Linked DNA regions of Mus musculus: regions 1 and 3 are each linked to region 2. The links are chromatin loops, found by intact Hi-C in ENCODE. Cell type or tissue: heart. All regions are shown on one strand. Each heading gives the region's core, and the rest is flanking DNA. Links, peaks and the distances in the headings are about the cores only. Region 1 has its middle 55 kb from the start of Gm33442. Region 2 holds the start of Gm33442 (a long non-coding RNA gene). Region 3 overlaps Lrrk1 (leucine-rich repeat kinase 1).

Region 1 (6,173 bases), core at 528-5,527, 53 kb before region 2:
CCTGAAACCGGACAGTCCTGGGATGAAAGCTAATAGCGCTGCTCTCTCTCTTTCTCCTTCTCTCCTCCCCACACCTCCTTGTGGGTTCAAGCACTGGTTTGAATCAGTTTCTGTCACTGGCGACAGAGGACACTGTGACTGATGCACGTCTTCCTACTTGGTTCTCCATCTCCCCCCCCCCCCCATGTGCTCATCTTCCTGTCCTTCTACTTTGAACCCCCTCAGCTCCTACTTCTCTCTCATGTCCGCTTGGAGAATGGTGGCACCCTCCAGGGACACAGCAGGCAGAGTTAGGGAGACTGTTTTTCACATGTCCTCACTCCCATAGCTCCTGCTTTGGATCAGGATCTGCACCTTGGGTGGTAGGTGAGTTTAAGAGACCAGGCATCCTTTGCCAGGAGCTTCCTTCCTGTCCAGGTCTCCAGAGCAGCCTCAGCATCCTCTTCCACCCACACCCTCAGGCAGTTGGGGCAGAGGCCAAGCAGGCAGGTGAAGGAATCTTGCTCCCCAGAGGCTTCCAGGGGGAGGTAGGGAAAGGTGAGTAAGCTGGGACAATTGACCTGGTGTCTTGGTAGTCTGCTGTGGCTCTTTTGCAGCTGTGTTCTCCCTAGAGGGGTTTCACCCCCGCCTCAGGAAGAGGAAGCCGCCTCCAGGTGTCATAGAGGGCCAGAGGGTCCCATGGGAGCCACTGGTGTGGGTGAGTCAGTTGGGGGGTGGGGGTGGGGTTGTGCTGTGTCTTTGAAGGGAATCATGCACAAGGGAGTGGTTCTACTAAGAGCTATGGCCAACGGGGAGGCAGGGGATAGGGCAGGAGTTTTCCTCAGGGTCCACAAGGCTGGTCCTGTGTGCAGCTCAGTGTAGGCACAGTGGCCCAGTTTGGAAGTGGGGTGTGTGTGTAAAGCACCTGGATGACCCCACGCTCAGCCTGGCCTCAGAGATGTCCTGGCCTCTGCCTCCCAAGCACAGGCATTTGCGTGCCCAAGCCACTGTGACTCTAAAGTCCTGGTCCCTATGACTCTATGGTCTTCACAGGCTAAATGGGGACCTTTGCTAAAAAACTGGGGGAGCAGGAGGGAAGACTTGCTCTGCTTGGTCAATGGCATGATTTCACTTTTTAAAATCTGTTAGTGGGGTACAGAGATGGCTCAGCGAGCAGGAGTGGGCACTACAGCAGCATCAGGATCTGAATAAAAATCCAGGTCTGACTGTGTTGTGGAGCAGAAACGGAGATGGCTGAGGCTTGCTGGATACCAGTCTCTCTATACATTTAGTGATAGACCCTGACTCAGGGGAATGAGACATAAAGATCACACAAGACACTTGATGGCCTCCTCTGACTGCTGTGAACGCACACACATGCACAGACACAGATGCACCCATCCACACACATGCACAGACGCACATAGACACATACATACACAGACCCCACAGACACAGAAATACACACAGACACAGACAGATGCACAGGCACAGATCTAGACACACAGAGACATACAGATACACAAATATAGACACACACACACACACACACACACACACACACACACACACACACACGGTTGTTGAGAGATGGCTCAGCAGTTAAAAACACTGGGTGCTTGGGTACCCAGCACCTATATGGTGACTCACAACTACCTGTAACTCCTTTTTCAGGTGGATATAACATCCTTTGGCCCCTGAGTTCTGTGAACACATATGGTGCACGTACATGCATGCCTATATGTATACATGCAAATTCTCATGCACATGATAATTAAAATAAATATTTTAAAACTATGTGTCTGTGAGAGAGAGATAGAGTATATTTATGTTCATGTACATGTGTACATGTGTGAAGGCCAGAAGAAGAGGGCACAAGTGTCCTTCTCTATCACCTCCCCTTGTCCTCTTGAACTAAGCCAGGACCTAGATTGACAGCCAGAAAACTCACTCCTTCTGTTTCCACACCCTCCATGGCTGGGGTTGTCACTGTTCACATAGCCATGTTCAGCTTTTTCTGTGGCTGCTGGCATCTGTGTTTAATTCCCATGCTTCCACAGTGAATCCTCTTACCCATGCAGTCATCTCTCCATAAGCCCTGTCACTAACGCTCTAAGAGCTATCTGGGACACAGTAGGGTAGGTTGCCATGAATCTATCCTCCTTCCTATCCTAACTTCCTTCCTTCTTTTCTTCCTTGATTCTCCTCCTTCAATCCCCCCCTCTTCTCCCTCCCTCCCCCTTTCTCCCTTCCTCCTCCCATTTTTGGGCATGATGTCATCTTCAGGTTAAGCTTAGGAACTCTGATGAATCCATGGGCGGACAACCTTAACTAGTACTTTTTTCCTTCCATCCTATTATTTCTTTAAACTATACTATCAGAAGTGGTAGTTAAAGAACTTAAAGAAGAGGGATACTTTTTTTGGTGTTTTTTAAAAGGTAGTTGGCAAATTTCCTTCCACAAATCCTGAGAGTTGATTTGAAGACCCCCAGAATAAATATTTCGTGCTGCTTTAAGATAGAGCAGGGCTTCAGAACACGCCAGGATGTCTCTTCAGCTTTTGGAAGGCTCCAGTGTCTGTGTTTCTGGAAGGTTCTAATCAGCAGCTCTATTTTTGTGGGTGGCTGGCGCGGCAGAGAGGCTCTGTGGCTGGGTGGCTGATAAGGTTATCTGGGGACTGTTTCTGGCAGTTCAAGTGCCTGTTGTACAACTTGGGGCTGGGGAAGTCGGAGGGCTGGGCAGGGCGGGGACTTCGTCGTCTTAGAGCTTGCCTTTCTGTGAGAGAGGAATAAAACCAAAGGTTCCACTACCCAGAGGCCCCTCATCTCCACCATCCCAAGGCTCCCCGCTGTAGACTGTTGGGTATAGATAGGTAGGAATGGTTGTAGCATCCTATGACATAGCCCAAAGGGTGTACCTCCGTGCAGCCCAGCTGGACCCACCAGGAGCCAGTGGGGTCAGGAGAGTTGGGTCCAGCCTAGACAAGAGACTGGCAGTGGAGTTAGATCACAACCTATAGACGGACAGGGCAGGCACCCCACCCACCATTCAACCACTGTGCACTCCGAACAGACAGGGCTCAGGGGAGGAAGCCTGCTAGCCCTTGGGCCCACACATGGCTTCAGGCAGAGGCAGCCAACGCTGTGGAGGCTGGCCTGGAATCCACCCAGAGGAAGCCCCACCTGGGACTTGACCAGGGGTAGTTTTGCTTCCTCTGGGGTGGGAGGGTGTGTGGGGACCAGAGCTGAGAAAAGCCTGTGCCTGAACCTTCAGAAAAGAGAGTCTAAACAGAAGCCACTTCCAGGAAGGGGTAGAGCTGGGGTGTCAGAGATCAGGTTTGGGGCTTCTCAAGTGGGCAGGTTCAAGCTGCTTTCCCAGGCTGGTCCCCTAAACCGCATATCTTCACACCAGCAACAGTGACAAAATAACATCGCAGCGCCCATCCTTAGACTGTACTGCTTAACTCTGAGCTGTGGGGAAGAGGCTACTCCCTTCATGCTTAAAAAAAAATAGAGGAGGAAACCAAAGTACACATCCATAGAGGCTGAAAAATGACCTCAGGTCACACAATCAATGAGAACTGAGAGTCAAGCTATGATGAGCTAGCTCCAGCACCCAAGGGTCACATGACCACATCCCAGAGCCTCTCAGCATTGTGGAGTGATGGCTGCATGCTGGTGCCACCTTAAGAAATTCATGGGTGCCAAAGAAGCTGGAGGTAGAGTGGGGGCTCCAAAGCCAATAGATGTGGATCACACTGAAGCTAGCTCTGGCCAATGGCTCTAGCTCTGTAAGCCTTGGGTGCGGTGTCTGTGACACGGAAGCATAAGCCCTGAAGACGCTGAGGACTTCCAAGCTCCATCCCATTCAAGGACAACAGCGGCTATGACCTCTCTGGCCATCTGGGGTGCAGAGGGGATGTGAGCTTCCCTCCCTAGTCCTCACCTCTCCCTCATGCCCTTTAGTTCTGTAAGTGTTATCCTGAATGTAGAGCCAGCATCCTCCCAGAGCTGTGGTTCTGTGCCTCCTGCCCACTCTCCCAGCCCTCAGCTGCCCACTGGGCTTCTCCGGTTGAGCTGTCTGAGGCTCTGTTCTCAGTTCTGTCATGTTGTCAGAAGGCCCTGGGGTTCCAGACTGAGTTCAGCAGTCCCCACTCACCCCCTGCGAGAGGTCTGAAACCACAGATGGTCAGGAGCCTGTGCACTCAGCACATATATATATATATATATATATATATATATATATATATATATACCTATAATGGAGTTTAATTTCAAAGTTAGGCACAGGTAGAGATGAACAATAATGATTACTAATAAAAAAAATAATAAGTAAAAAAAAGACTGTAATGAACACTATTTGCAAAGAAAAAATTGGAATCTTCTGTTTAATATTCTTTAGCTGAAACTGATCGTGTGTAACATTGATGATGAAGTAGGCGCTATTGTGTTTGGTTTCCCCTGGGGACTCCCTCTGAGTTCCAGAGGGCTGCCTGAGAACACACCATCTTCAGGCCCACATCCCTATTTACGAAAACCCAACCTGCCCGGCCAAATAAGGAGCCTAATATTTACTGACATCATGCAAATTCAAGGCCGACTTAAATTTCGGTTTCATGTTTCGCCCACTTAACAAGATGGGAAGAATTTCCTGTGTGTGGTGTTTTGCTCTGTGACTCTCCACGATGATGGTTTCCCCTATTTCAAATAATGAGTAGAGGACTTTGGGGCCGGCGAGATGGCTCAGTGGGTAAAGCTGCTTGCTCTCAAGCCCGGTGGGCTCCGTTTGATCCTCAGGCCCACCTGGTAGAAGGAGAGAGACGTCTAGTCCTGAGAGCCGCCCTCTAACTTCCACACACGCACTGAAGTATGCATGCACGCATCCACCAGCCTCCCCAAATAAATGATAATTTAAAAATAACAATAAAGGACTTTCCCATCTCCGTGTCCTCTCTGTTCCCATGGGCCATGGGCCTCTCTTTCTCAGTACCTTCTACCTTGATTCTTTGAGAGTCAGGCACCCCTGACTTTCCCAGCCAGGCCCTCCCTCTATGCCCCACCATCTCACACCTCTTTAACTCTCCTCAGCCTGCTGGCTGCCTCAGGCTGGCAGCCATCATTCCTTCATATCACACAGTCAAAAGACAGCCCCTCCATCACCATCATCACATTGCCTCTCCAGGCAGGAAGAAGAGGGAGGGAGAAGGAGGCAGGAGAACAAAGACGGTCTTTTTTCCAGCAAAGTGCTGAGCCTGTATTTAGACGAGAGTCTCTCCTCAGAGCCTTTCACCTGTATTTCACTGGTTGGGCGAGGGCCATGGGGCTTCTAATTGAGAAATGAGAATTGGAGACAGGCACATTTAGCTTCCTTCCCCACAGGGCTTCCGTCAGCCTGAAAGGGAGAAGGCCTGGATGGCTGCAGGCAGTCTGCCACACAGTCCACCCCCTTGTGAGTCAGCACTTGCCAGGCCTGGTCTCCCATGTGCAGAGAAGGCAGTGTCTCTCAAGGCAAGTGGTCAGGCTGATTCTGCTGCCTTGATCAGGCTATGTGGCAGGCCCCACCCACAGAGGTCAGCTGTGTGCTCCAACACCCTAGGTCAGAGGTAAAAAATGAAATGGTAGCCTCCACAAGGGCAGGACGTGAGGACAGGAGGGCAGCATGTGCCTTGCCCGTGGTTGCAGATTGGCCAGCAAGGAACAGCTCCAGAGCTCCCAGGGCCTGCTCAGCTCCTGGAGGGTCCGGGCAGCCATTGCTGGCTACATCGAGTTGATCCTGCCTCTAGGAGTTCTTCTTTGCACACACACCCCCTCCCACACACACACTCCTACCCACTTCCCACTTTCTCTCTGTGCTCCAGATAGAACTCAGTGTGGTCCTATGCCTCTTGTAGGCAAGGGCTCTTGCACTGAGCTACACCCCTAGTTCCACTTGTGTGTTATTTTCTGTAATCACCTATGAGGTGTAGGCCTTCTGGGGGGGGGTGTCACACAGCTTCCTGTTGGTGAATTTGGGATCCTTTGAGAGTGTGATGGTCTAAGTATCAACGGACCTAGTTTGGAAATGTGTTACTAAAAGATGCGTTTGGTTTCACACACACACACACACACACACACACACACACACACACACACACACACACACTTTTTAAGAGTAGCCTTTTCCAGCCTAAGGCTCACACACAAGAAGGTCTTCCA
Region 2 (6,173 bases), core at 582-5,581:
GGCTCCCACATCTCCGAGCCGAAGAAAACCGGGTTAGAGACAGACTTTAGTAAGGACAGTCTGTAGACTGTTGCTCAGGCAATGGGGATGATCTTCAGAATCCAGAATTTCTTTCCTTAAATGTTTTTTTTTCGTGCATTTTTCAGAATTTAGGGGCAGGAGCAGGAGGCCTTAGCTCATGCCTGCCAGTTGCCCTGTGTGATTGAACTCACTGCTTATCCGTTGATCTGTTCTGCACGGCTGCCCATGCTCTCTCATACTTTTGCCACGCCTGCCTGGCACTGCATTCATGTACCCCTGGCACAGCTGGCCTGGTGCAGGTCAAAGGTGAGCTGCATTCTGGTCTCTCCTGCGAGCTAGGAGTGTGTGTGTGTGTGTGGGGGGGTTTCCATGTTCATCCACCAGCAGCACAGACCAAACCCAGACACAGACAGGACAGACAGACTCGCTGTTAGTGATATAGGAGTCCCATGCCAGTGTCTCGCAGTTTGTGAGAGTTTTTCTCCAAGTGGATCCATGAACCCTTTCTGCCAGGATCGGCCTTTTCACGTGGTGTTCAGGCAACACCACGTCCTGGAGCAGCATTTTAAAAATCTGATCTGACCCAACGTTTTATAAAAAAAAAAAAAATAAAACAAAACAAAACAAAACAAACACCCACCCACCCCCGCTGAGAATAACAGCTTTTTCCCAGGCTGGTCAGCGCTGTGGTCAGGTTGCCCCTGGCAACGACACATTTCGGGCTGGCGGCTTCTCTGGGCCTTTGTTTCCCATGTGCACAGTGTGGATAGGGGTAGGTGAAGGTTGTTTCCGGCCCCACTTTCTGAGAGGACAAACCCACACCTCAGGGGCCTCTCCTGCCCCTTTGTCCCCTGGCTGGCATCTCAGCAGCTAGAATAAAAGCGCCTGTGTTGCGGCTTCCCAGGGGCTCTTGCCTGAAAACAGATAGTCTAGTGACCAATGAGAGAAGTGGCTGACCACCATGGCCTTGGCCACTGCTGGCCATTTGGACCCCGGAGCTGGGAGCCTTGCCCAGATTGCATAGCATCCTGCCAGCCCCACCCCCACAGCCAGAGAGATTGCCTGACATCCTTTCCTTTTTCCTGGAAACTTCCATTTGTCTACTCCCAAAGTATCAAAGTGGCCGATGGAGAAGAGAGTCCCAGCAACAGCCTGGGCCGGAACCAAGTGGCAAAGCCAAGGTGAATTTCACTCCAAGTTCACCAGCTCATAGCTCAGTAGTCTGCACTTGGCTCTCCTGGGGCTTGGTGGTTGCCGTAGTAACCTGTGACTCAAGATTCCCATTCATCCATTGGGTCCAGATGCATTGAACACAGCCTGGCAAATCCAGCCTCCAGCTCAGCTGGCAAACTTGCCAGTGCCCCTCTGAGAGGACAGAGTAGTAGCTTTGTGAGGCAGGGCCTGCTGCTCATGGTTTCCTGTGCCTGAACTGTGCTGGCTCCGGGATACACTTGTCCCCAAGACACAGTACTCAAGACTCTAGGCCTAGGTCCTTACCTGCTAAATAGGCATGACCATCATAACCCTTGGCTTCTCAGTTCTCTAGAACATCTATGAAAGTAGAAAGTTGATTGGCCTTCTGAACGCCTCTGTTGTCTGTATCCCAGAACTTAGTGTGTGACAACTCTTTCTGTACTGTGTTTCTGTGGGCCTGGGACTTGGACAGAGTAGGAGTGACTAACCCCTGCCATGTAACATGTGAAGTCTCAGCCCATAACCTGGCTGTGGCTGAGAAGTCCTGAGTAGAATGTTCTGAAGATGTCTCCATCTGTGTTTATCCTACCTCCTGGTGCTGGCTCTTATCTGGGACCAGATGCCTCCATGCCCCTCTCTGTGGTGGGTGGTCCCTCTCACCTCATGTGGCCTCTCTGTGGTGAGTGTTTCCTCTCAGGGTGGTGGCCTCAGCCTAGCCAGACTACCTGTTTGGGGTCTTAGAGCTTCAGAGGGGAGTACCTGCCCCACTGCCTTTTCTGACTGAATTTTAGAGTCATACCCCTTCATTTATACCATATTCTGTGGGTTATGGGAAAGTTACAAGCCCAAAGTGGGAATATACAGAGATCTGTCTCTAGACAGAGGCATGGTGGGGTAGGGGAATCTGTGGGAGTCAGCATTGCTCTTTGGGCTCCCTTCTCAGTTGGCCTCAGACATGGACAGACAGGCCTGGCCTAGCCTTTCTTTGGCCTTCTTCTCACCTTAGAGGCTGCTGGGGAGGCTCTCTACACGCCCCTGGAGCACAGGGTGGGCTCTTCCACTTCTCTTGCACCATTGCTGGGTAAGCTCGGGGTAAATTGGAGCTCTAAGGACCATGGAGCTGAATGGAGTATTTTAGCCTGGCCAGCCTGCGTCTCTCTATGACTTTGGGACTTTTGTCTTGGATCTCAGTGTGTGGTTCTGGGATGAGGTAATCCAGGCAGAGCCCCCTCCTGGAGTCAGGCTATATGGGGTCTGCAGAGAATCCAGGAGCCTCCCTTTTGTATGTGTGACTTAGGGGCTTAGGGACAGAGCTGCTTACTATTCCATCCCTGCTTGCTGAGGGCCTGGTTCTCAGTGGCAGGGTAATTTCCACGTGGCTGCCATGAGAGTGACATACAGACACACCTGCTGCTTTCCATGTGGGCTGAGATGTCCTAAGGAGCTTTGATGAAGAAAGCAAAGCAAGGAGGTGAGCTATGGGGATTGGTGCTCCTGCACTTCTAGGAGCGAGTTCTGGAGTTCTGTCTGGAAACTCACACATACACTCTCTCTCTCTCTCTCTCTCTCTCTCTCTCTCTCTCTCTCTCTGTGAGTGTGTATGTGAGTGTGTGTGTGTGTGTGAGAGAGAGAGAGAGAGACAGAGACAGAGACAGAGACAGGCAGGTACACACACATACAGAGAGACAGGCAAAGTCAGAGACAGACAGACACAAAACACACACAGGCAGACAGATAGGCAGACAGACAGACATATACCACACACACAGAGAGCACGAGAGACAGACACACAGACAGACAGAGACAGACAGACACACGTGGAGAGAGAGAGAGAGAGAGAGAGAGAGAAAGGCACCGCCAGACATACATAGAGACAGACAGGTACACACACACACATATACAGAGAGACAGAGACAGACACACACAGAGAGACAGACAGATAGGTAGACAGACAGACACAGACAGAAAGACAGACATATACTCCCCCCCACACACACACATACACAGAGGAGGTGGGAAGGAGATAGACTATAGGGACAGAGTGGGGAGGAGAGAGGGAGACAGACTGCAGAAGCCTGTGATATGAAAAAGCCAAGACACATTTAACATTTTCCTTATTGCACATGGAATGCAAAACACCAAGTAGAAAGTTCCATGTCGTCTCCCCCATAATCTGGCCCCCAGGCACGCAGGGCTTTTCTGGTTCCTTGTTTGCCTGATCACCTACTCCGCACATAGTCACAAGGTTTCCTTCTTCCCCAGAAGAGTTCACACGTGGTAAAGTCAACTCATGAAGTCCACAGACCCTTCTTAGAGGAGCCACAAATCCAGAGTTAAACATTTCTTAGCTGGCTCTATCCTGTTTAGATAGGTTGCACAGCTGAGACAGGCTGGGCTGTTGCATACGGGCGCCCCCTGGATTCTGGAGAGGAAACTGCTCCAGAGAACTGACCAAGGGAAGAGCAGGGCTGATGTTGGGAGGACCAGGCTGAGGAGGCTGGCACCTACGGCCTTCCTCCCTACTAGGCCCCAGGGAAGCACATCTTGTTTATTGGCCAAGTCCACCTGCTGGCCATCATGGTCACCGTGTTGGTCACTGCTGGGGGGAGGCTGTACTATTTCCCTGAGCTCCTATCACAGTCGGCTAAGAGCTCAGGAGAGCTTTCACGACGGGGTCCAGTTGGAAGCGTGGCATGTTTACTTGGCCATAAGGAAGCCCTGACCTCCATTGAGGCCTCATCGTTCTGTGTCTCTGGCATTTGGGAACTCTTCCTCCTAGTTCCAGGCTGTAGCTTCAGTGTGTCCCCTTCCTGAGGCCTGGGGAGTAAGGGAAGCCTTGGTGCAATCTTGTCCACAGCCCGTGCCTTTTGGAGCAATGGTGTTTCTCTACAGAGCCTCGTTGCCTGGGGTCCCTCTGATAGGAGCAGCCATGTGCAGGAGCTGAGGCAGAAAAACCCACATAGCCTAGTCTCTGGATCAAAGTTTCTTCCCTCCATTGTGACGGGGCAAAGCAGCACAGAGGCTCCGCCATCTTGTCTTCTGGCTGAGGCTGATTCCAGGTCTAATTAGAATCCTATCTCCTTGATGGAGCGTCCCTTGGAAAACTACCCAACTGTAGTCTAGAAACTGAAGGTCAGGGTATGCTAGCTAACTTAGCCTTTGTTAAGGCTGCTTGTTTGGCTGGGCGTGTTGGTGCATGCTTTTAATCCCAGAGGCAGAGGCAGGCAGATTTCTGAGTTCAAGGCCAGCCTGGTCTACAGAGTGAGTTCCAGGACAGCCAGGACTACACAGAGAAACCCTGTCTCGACCGCCCCCCCCCAAAAAGACTGCTTGTTTGTCGCAGACACTATTGCATATGCCAGCAAGATTTTGCTGAAAAGACCCTGATAGAGCTGTCTCTTGTGAGGCTATGCCAGTGCCTGGCAAATACAGAAGTGGATGCTCACAGTCAGCTATTGGATGGAACACAGGGCCCCCAATGGAGGAGCTAGAGAAAGTACCCAAGGAGTTGAAGGGGTCTGCAACCCTATAGGTGGAACAACATTATGAACTAACCAGTACCCCAGAGCTCTTGACTCTAGCTGCATATGAATCAGAAGATGGCCTAGTTGGCCATCATTGGGAAGAGAGGCCCCTTGGTCTAGCAAACTTTATATGCCCCAGTACAGGGGAACGCCAGGGCCAAGAAGTGGGAGTGAGTGGGTAGGGGAGCAGGGTGGGGGGGGTATAGGGGACTTTCGGGATAGCATTTGAAATGTAAATGAAGAAAATATATAATAAAAATTTAAAAAAAAAAGACTGCTTGTTTGTGAGGAACCTTCTCCAGCTAACCGTTCATCTTACCTGCCTATTTGTGTGGGCCTCCCCCCTCCTCCTGCCACCAGGCTGGCAAACCACCTACTTTAGCTTCTCTCCAAACTCCTTGCTTCAAACTGCTCACAATTCGAAGGCCCTGCTGCTGCTGCTGCTGCAAGTGAGATGCCTGGACAAGGTCTCTGCCTTTAAAAACTTCATGTTTTGTGGTGTGGTCCCAACTGGCCAGAATTAAGACTTTGAATAGGCCATGAACTTTGAGTGTTCATCACTGGTGGGCTACCTGTAACATCATGACTTGTCCCCAGGAATACAGAAGACATCATGCTTGCCTTGTATGTGAGGAATGGTGACAGGGACAGAGGGAAAGAGTGAAGGAGAAAGAGAGGGAAGGAGGGAAGGAGAGGGGGGGGGAAGAGAGAGAGAGAGAGAAAGAGAGAGAGAGAGAAAGAGAGAAAGAGAGAGGAAGAGAGAGAAAATATGCATGTGTGTGCACACGTGTGTGTGTGTGTGTGTGTGTGTGTGTGTGTGTGTACACTCAGGGTCTTCTTACTGTCTGTAAATTCAGTTCCAAGGGATCTGACACCTTCTTCTGGCCTCTGCGGACACCTGGATGGGCTGGCTAGTTTTATGTCAACATGATGCAAGCCAGAATCCTTTGGGAAGAGGGAGCCTTAAGTGAGAAAACTCTCTCACCAGATTGGTCTGTGGGCGTATACATAAAATAAAAACAAATAGCTCTTTAAAACAAACTACTTTTATCACTACAACTCAGATAGAGAGCTCACAGGCCTTTACTGTCTGGCTGCCTTGATCTGAGAGTGCAGTGACCTCAAGAGGAGGAGGCATTTTCTGGTCTCTTCCACTTCACCCCTGCTCTCTCCTCCTGTTTCCCCTGCAGATCTGGGCAGAGGCTGTCCTGTGTGAGAAGGGCTGGCTGGTATGGTCCTTGAAGTTAGAGGGGTGGTGGTTCTACATGGGATTGCTTCACCCTACACAGAACCCAGTACCCCTCAGAGGATGCCCTTCTGAGGAGGAGTGTGGTGGGCAGCTCTAGCTTCTGTGCTGAGGGAGATCTGCTCTGTGCCCTTCTAGAAACCAGTGTGTACTCCCAGAGCAGGGGCCAGGTATGGCTCAGAGGATAG
Region 3 (6,173 bases), core at 562-5,561, 52 kb after region 2:
CACGTTGTGCCTTCCTCGACTGGCTGCCAGCTCACTCCGATGGCTTTCTCGCTATGCAGCTTGACCTTCCTATACAGCAGTTTCCCCAGGCTGCCGCTGACCCCGCTAAGCGATGTGCCTACATCACCTTGGTCCCCAGAAAGATCCCACATATTTGAGTGGAAAGCAGGGCACACATAATTGGCCTCCAGCAAATGGCTCAAGCGACTGTTCCCAGCCCATGCCCCTGTCCTCTGCCCTGCTTCGCACTGGGGAGAAGATGGTGTTTGTTTCTCTTTGTTTCCAAGTGAGATCCCCTATATCTGCACTCAACTTCCCAAGGCTGAGGGGCCTTCATCTATAGAGGGACCAGCTTCGCTGAAGGATGGCTTAGTGGGCTACTTGCCTAGCGTGCCTTGGGCCTTGGGTCCTATACTTGCATCCAGAAAACAAAACAAAACAAAACAAAACAAAAAGGCCCTATTATGAAAATTCATAAACTGCACTTTCCTATTAGCATGACAGTATATATTTGCATCTGTCTACTGGATGTTTGGATCTATTTTTCCAAACTTTATTTTTTGTTGCCATTTTTTTTCTTATGAGGTTATCATGACCACACACACACACACACACACACACACACACACAAATTAGAAGCACTCTTGGCATATTAGGGACTTGTGTGCCAATCTGTGCCACAGTGATTTCTATGGGAAGTGATTCTCAGAATGTCTGTTTTAAGCCTTTGTCTGTAATGTCTTTTGCATAATAAAGTTTGCTAGTTTTTTGCAAAGCCAATATTTAGGCCACCTATAATCTCAGCACATGGGAGGCTGAGGCAGGACAATTGACACTGAGACTCCAGAGTGAGTTTCTAGGCTAGCCTAGGCTAAAGTGTGAGACCATATATACAAATAAAATAAAATGAAAAATATTTCCCAGTCAGCTTTTAAAGGTTTTTTTTTTCCAGCCCCAGACTACACCCATGTCTTCTAAAGTGTTATTTATTTATTTTTTAAATGCAAGCCTGCTGTCCACATGGGCATTGCTATCACCTGCATCAGGCAGGGTCACTAGCACTGTGATCCCTCATAGCTGATCACACCAACACTATTTGCTAAAACAAGTCTTCTTTACTAAATTACAATGTCATATGCTTGGCATTGTAATTACTTTGCCATATATTAAATTTGTACATAGTTATCTCTCAGGAACTCTGAGGAGCTGGTTCCAGAATGCCCCCTCTACAACAGCCACCAAAATCCATGCAAGAACCCACACACATCCTGCTTAGCCTTCAAATCGTTTCTAGATACCTTGTGTTGTCTGAGCCTGTGGATGTTGCGGGAACAGCTATTATACTGTGCTGTTTAGGGACTAGAGAAAAGTGTGCAGGTTTGGTACGAATGTGACTTTCCTGTCAGCAGTTGTTTGATCTCACAGATGTTGATTTCACAGATACTGTAGGGTAGACTGCATTTACTCATATCTATTTTTGAATTTTCTTCCACCAGTATTTCTTGTTCATATTAAACCTACATACATGACTGATCAAGAAGTTCACTGTGTGTATACATATATAGACATGCATGTAAACACGTGTATGCATGTGCACACACAGACACACACACACACTGCAGCCCACAGAGTGCAGCATGGGTATGGCCTATGGCGTTCACTTCTTGCAAACTCATCTTGGCCTCTGTGGCATTTCTCAGCCTCACCTCTCAGAACCTGTTCTGCTCACATTCACTCCTTCAAGGCAGAGAAGGGAGCTAGTCTGTTTAAAATGGCCTACACATTCGCCCTTGTTTTATGCTCTTGTCCCGATGGACATTCTGAAGGTGTAGTTGGCTTTAGAGTCTCAGATTTGATCAAAAGTTGATCTGACAGAGGTAGAGGCTAGAATAGTGGTTAGTGGAACCCAGGGAGATGCAGGGGTAATGGGGGCAGAGGGGGTGGATGGTGGGTGCTGGGGTGCCCCCTGGATAGCCTGGAAGAAAACCTCTCGTGTTCTATAGCTCAGCAGGATGACTGCACCCGAGAACTAATTGTACATTTCTTAGCAGAGGGGACTTTCTATGTTGTTAACACAAACAACTATCAGTCTGAGGTGATGCAAATGCCAATTGTCTCTGATCTGCGTTTTGCACTTGGTTTTCTCATATGCAACATAGATGACATTTCCTACTTTACGTGTGGACTGAGACTCCTGTGTCTACAGTTTAGGCAGTTAGCTATTAGCATTGCTGGGCTCCAGATGGGGAGTTAGGGCCATAGGCACGCACACACACAGACACACACACACACACACACACACACACACACACACACACAGACACACACACACACACAGACACACACACACAGACACAGACACAGACACACACAGACACACAGACACACACACACACACACACACACAGACACACACAGACACACACACACACACACACACACACACACACACACACGGTTAACAGTCACCATTTACACTGACAGACCTTTCAGCTGACCATGAACATCTCTGACATTTCAACCGGGAAAGGAAAGGCAAAGCTCAACATAACGACTTGGATACAAGACAGGAGGATCTCATGGTCTCCCCAGCCCAGCACACACCTGTCTCAGTTCCAGAACGCTGGCGCCCTCTGGTGGTGAACAGGGAGATCCTCTTTGTTTTAAGCCCATCTTCATTTCTGTGGAGGGGAAAGAGAACACTCAGAAATTTGAGGCCAAGCATGACAAAGACTTGGAGTATACTAGCTCTGACTACATCACATAGAACCACAGAGAAGGCAGTAAATTCTATCAGCATGTGCTTGGGCCTTCCTGCAGTTTGTATGAGGGAACTCGGGGGCCTTCTGGAAGAAGCCATTAGGAAGGATAATCTAGTGGTCACAGTCATTATCACATTCTCAGGCTTTCTAGCTTCAAGCAGGTGCTTTGGGTATGTGTTCTATTTAGCGATTACAGAGTAACCATCAGCCAGTGACCCCAAGGGGCAGGGCTCTCCAGGGCTCATTTTCAACCCATTCATCTATCATTGGATGGATACATTTTATTCCACCTATGAACACATTAGTAGCTGGTAAAGAATTTATAGACTTCTAGTCTAGGCTGAAGTGAGAGACAGGATGTTCAGGAGTCTGCAACAATTACAGCTGGAAGGTCCCGCTCGAGGGCTGTATGATGTCGCCTGGAATCCTTCTCTCAGGATTTTGGAGCTGGGAATACGTATTGGAATACTCTGTGGTGTACCTATTCCCTCTTCCTGGAGGGAAAAGAGAAACTCCTACGTCTCAGGAAGCTTGGGAAAATTCTATCATTCACAAACCCTCAATCCCTGCAGGCTATACAAGGAACCCCCGTTGCTGGGTAAGAGTTGACTATGGGTGGAGCTAAGGTAGGCAGGATGCAGCTTTTGTGGGTTGGCACCTATGCTTGGGGTGCCTCTGACTCACCCTGAGTCCCGAAAGTAACCCCAACACAGTCGTCACTTCTTCAAGCCAGACTTGGTGGGACTGTATCTGTGCTCTGTCATCAAGTGTCCCATACAGGGAAACATGTTTGGTCTTTTCTCCCCAGGAGAATAGTAGTCACACAGTAGTACCCTTAATCCAAAAGTTTAGAATCCAGATGCCTCCCAAAGACTAACCCTGTGAGTGCTGGTGTGGTGTTCAAAGGAGAACATTCCAGACCTGACCTCAGAGCCATGTCACAGTTAAAACTCAGGCATGCTAAAAATGCTGTTGGGGGCCTGTGACACACACACACTAGTCTGTATTTAGCTTTGGGTCCCATCTCGGGATGTCCGGGATACATCCAAATACTTCAAAAATCCCAGAGACATCTAAAATTTGAAAACCTTCTGATTCCAAGCATTTCTGAATAAGGTCATTCATGAATTAGGGTCTTTAAGAAAGTGGTTATGTTGGCATGAGCTCTTTAGAATGCTCCCTACTCTAATATAGATGGTGTCCAAACAACAACAACAACAACAACAACAACAACAACAACAACAACAACCGTAAAGAGAAAGATCATGGAGATATATGTGGATGGCCACTTTCTTGTTTGTTTTTTAGGACAGGATTCCTCTGTGTAGCCCTGGCTGTCCTAGAACTCCATCTGTAGACCAGGCTGGCCTTGAACTCAGAGATCCACCTGATCTGCCTCCTGAGTGCTAGAATTAAAGGCAAGCCCCATAACAGCCTTGATCTTTAACAAGTCAAGGAGGGAGGTCTCAGGAGGCACCCTGGTCTCAGATCTGCAGCCTTCATATTGCTGAGCAACTGTTTTATAGGAGTATTTCATCCACCCTAAGTGGGATACAGCAGCTTGGCTCTGGTGCTGTCCAACACATATCATCTGTGGTTCTATATACACCAGAGGTAAAGAGGCCCACTGCTTACTTGCCGAGCTGGTTTCTGGAGAGGTCCAGGGTCTTGAGTTGGGTGCAGGTCCACTTCTCTTGAGGTGGCAGCGACAACAGCTGGTTTCCCTGTAACCTCAAGAACATGAGGGCCTGAAAGAGGGAGGAGAGAGGGGGAAAGATGATGTTACACATGGAAAGGGAAAAGTTGTCATGACGGTTGGCAGGCTCCCTGTCAATGTACAGCCAAACAATCCCAGCCTACTTCTACTTAGGAAACTCCCCAGATCCTCTCAAGCAGAGATGAACAATGCATTTAGACTTTTCCTCAAGGTCAATGAGAACTGTAGACTAGAGGGACTATAAAGGCCTGAGACCAAAGATTCTTTTTTTTTTCTTGTATATTTTCTTCATTTACATTTCAAATGCTATCCCAAAAGTTTCCTAAACATCCCCCACCCACGCACTGCTCCCCTACCCACTCACTCCCACTTCTTGGCCCTGGCTTTCCCCTGTACTAGGGCATATAAGGTTTGCTAGACCAAGGGTCCTCTCTTCCCAATGATGGCCGACTAGGCCATCTTCTGCTACATATGCAGCTAGAGACACGTGCTCTGGGGGTACTGGTTAGTTCATATTGTTGTTTCACCCATAGGATTGCAGGCCCCTTCAGCTCTTGGGTACTTTCTCTAGCTCCTCCATTGGGGGCCCTGTGTTCCATCCAATAGATGACTGTGAGTATCCACTTCTGTATTTGCCAGGTACTGGCAAAGCCTCACAGGAGACAGCTATATCAGGGTCTGAGACCAAAGATTCTTAAGAGTCGTGGTTAGTGGTGTCTGCCTGGAGTACACAGAGCACCACTGGGTACTTCCTCCTTGGGCGGTGCCCAGAGAGACAAGACAATGGGTGACCTGATCTGCCTTAGCCACATGTCCTCAGAAGCCGAGGATGGGCTCCCTGGGGTCCGCACATAGGGAACTCATCCCTGTGTGCCTTGCCGTATTCAGGCCCACTGAGTGACCTCAGTTGTACAGTTTGGACCCCTTGGGATCTCCACACACACAATTCATCCACACGCTTTGCTGTATGCAGGCCTACGGGGTGGGGGTGGGGCTATTCCCTTGGAAGATGTCTTTCCTTAATGAGAGCAGCAGAGACACACCTTCACTTTTCTTGGTGACATGAACACAGATCCACCTACAATCTATGTGGCCCAAGAGACCCACCACATAGCTGTACCGCATTAAGCCCCCTGTGTGTTTCGGTTTCCCTTGTTGATGCCATGAGTCACCATGGCCAGAATGGTTGCCACCCTCTGCATTTCTATAAAAGCTTCCCCGAGTGATTAGCCCAGGGCCTGGGCTGGGATGTGAAGACCTCTGCTCAGTTCCCAATATGAAGAAAGAGACCAGGGGAAAACAGGAATTTTACAGAACATAGTGTTGAGATTCAACGCGTCTCCATCCCTCTTTGCTGGCTAAGCTATACTGCGAGGCGCTGGTGTGAGGGATAGCCTCAGAATAGGGAAGTGGTAAAATGGTAAGAAGGCGTGGCCAGTTAGCCACTGTGGGCACCAGTGACAAGGGTTCTCATTCAACAGCGCTTTAATTTCACCTAGCCATGAATACAAGTGGGTTTCTTCCTTCGTCCCATGCTTGCTTAGGGGAGCCTATGACTTGATAGCCCTTCTTTTCTGCGATACGCATGTTGAAGGGATGCTTGCTGTCTTTTGGCCTTCTGGATGATCTGAGCAGCTTGTCTGCGATTGCTAGGGGCTGCACCTGGGTGTTTAAACATGGTCTCATTTCCCAGG

Evidence for each region. Peaks named below come from ENCODE experiments on the same cell type or tissue, not always from the same donor. Only the 100,000 strongest peaks of a DNase experiment are listed, where the experiment ranks them.
Region 1: it touches region 2 in a loop (2.8-fold over the local background); 8 of 42 quality-filtered maps call a loop at or near these places.
Region 3: a loop joins it to region 2, with 4 times the contacts of the local background. A loop is called at or near these places in 9 of 42 quality-filtered maps.

The regions. Positions count from the first base shown.
Region 1 is chr7:66,194,081-66,200,253 of GRCm38, forward strand. No RefSeq gene overlaps it. Among named protein-coding and RNA genes, the nearest start is that of Gm33442, 55 kb to the right of the region's middle. In heart, for the core only: no CTCF peak of the experiment used is centred there; DNase peaks (open chromatin) are centred at 551, 2,621, 3,181 and 5,451; H3K4me3 peaks cover 861 bases; H3K27ac peaks cover 4,783 bases.
Region 2 is chr7:66,246,616-66,252,788 of GRCm38, forward strand. Gm33442 (a long non-coding RNA gene) reads left to right here and starts at 6,008. Exons shown (of 4, transcript XR_003946791.1): 1 at 6,008-6,173. In heart, for the core only: a CTCF peak has its summit at 3,637; DNase peaks (open chromatin) are centred at 1,266 and 3,656; H3K27ac peaks cover 3,144 bases.
Region 3 is chr7:66,298,258-66,304,430 of GRCm38, forward strand. It overlaps Lrrk1 (leucine-rich repeat kinase 1), which reads right to left. Exons shown (of 34, transcript NM_146191.3): 11 at 4,398-4,510; 12 at 2,605-2,681. Among named protein-coding and RNA genes, the nearest start is that of Gm45989, 20 kb to the left of the region's middle. In heart, for the core only: a CTCF peak has its summit at 2,643 (motif pointing left); a DNase peak (open chromatin) is centred at 2,640.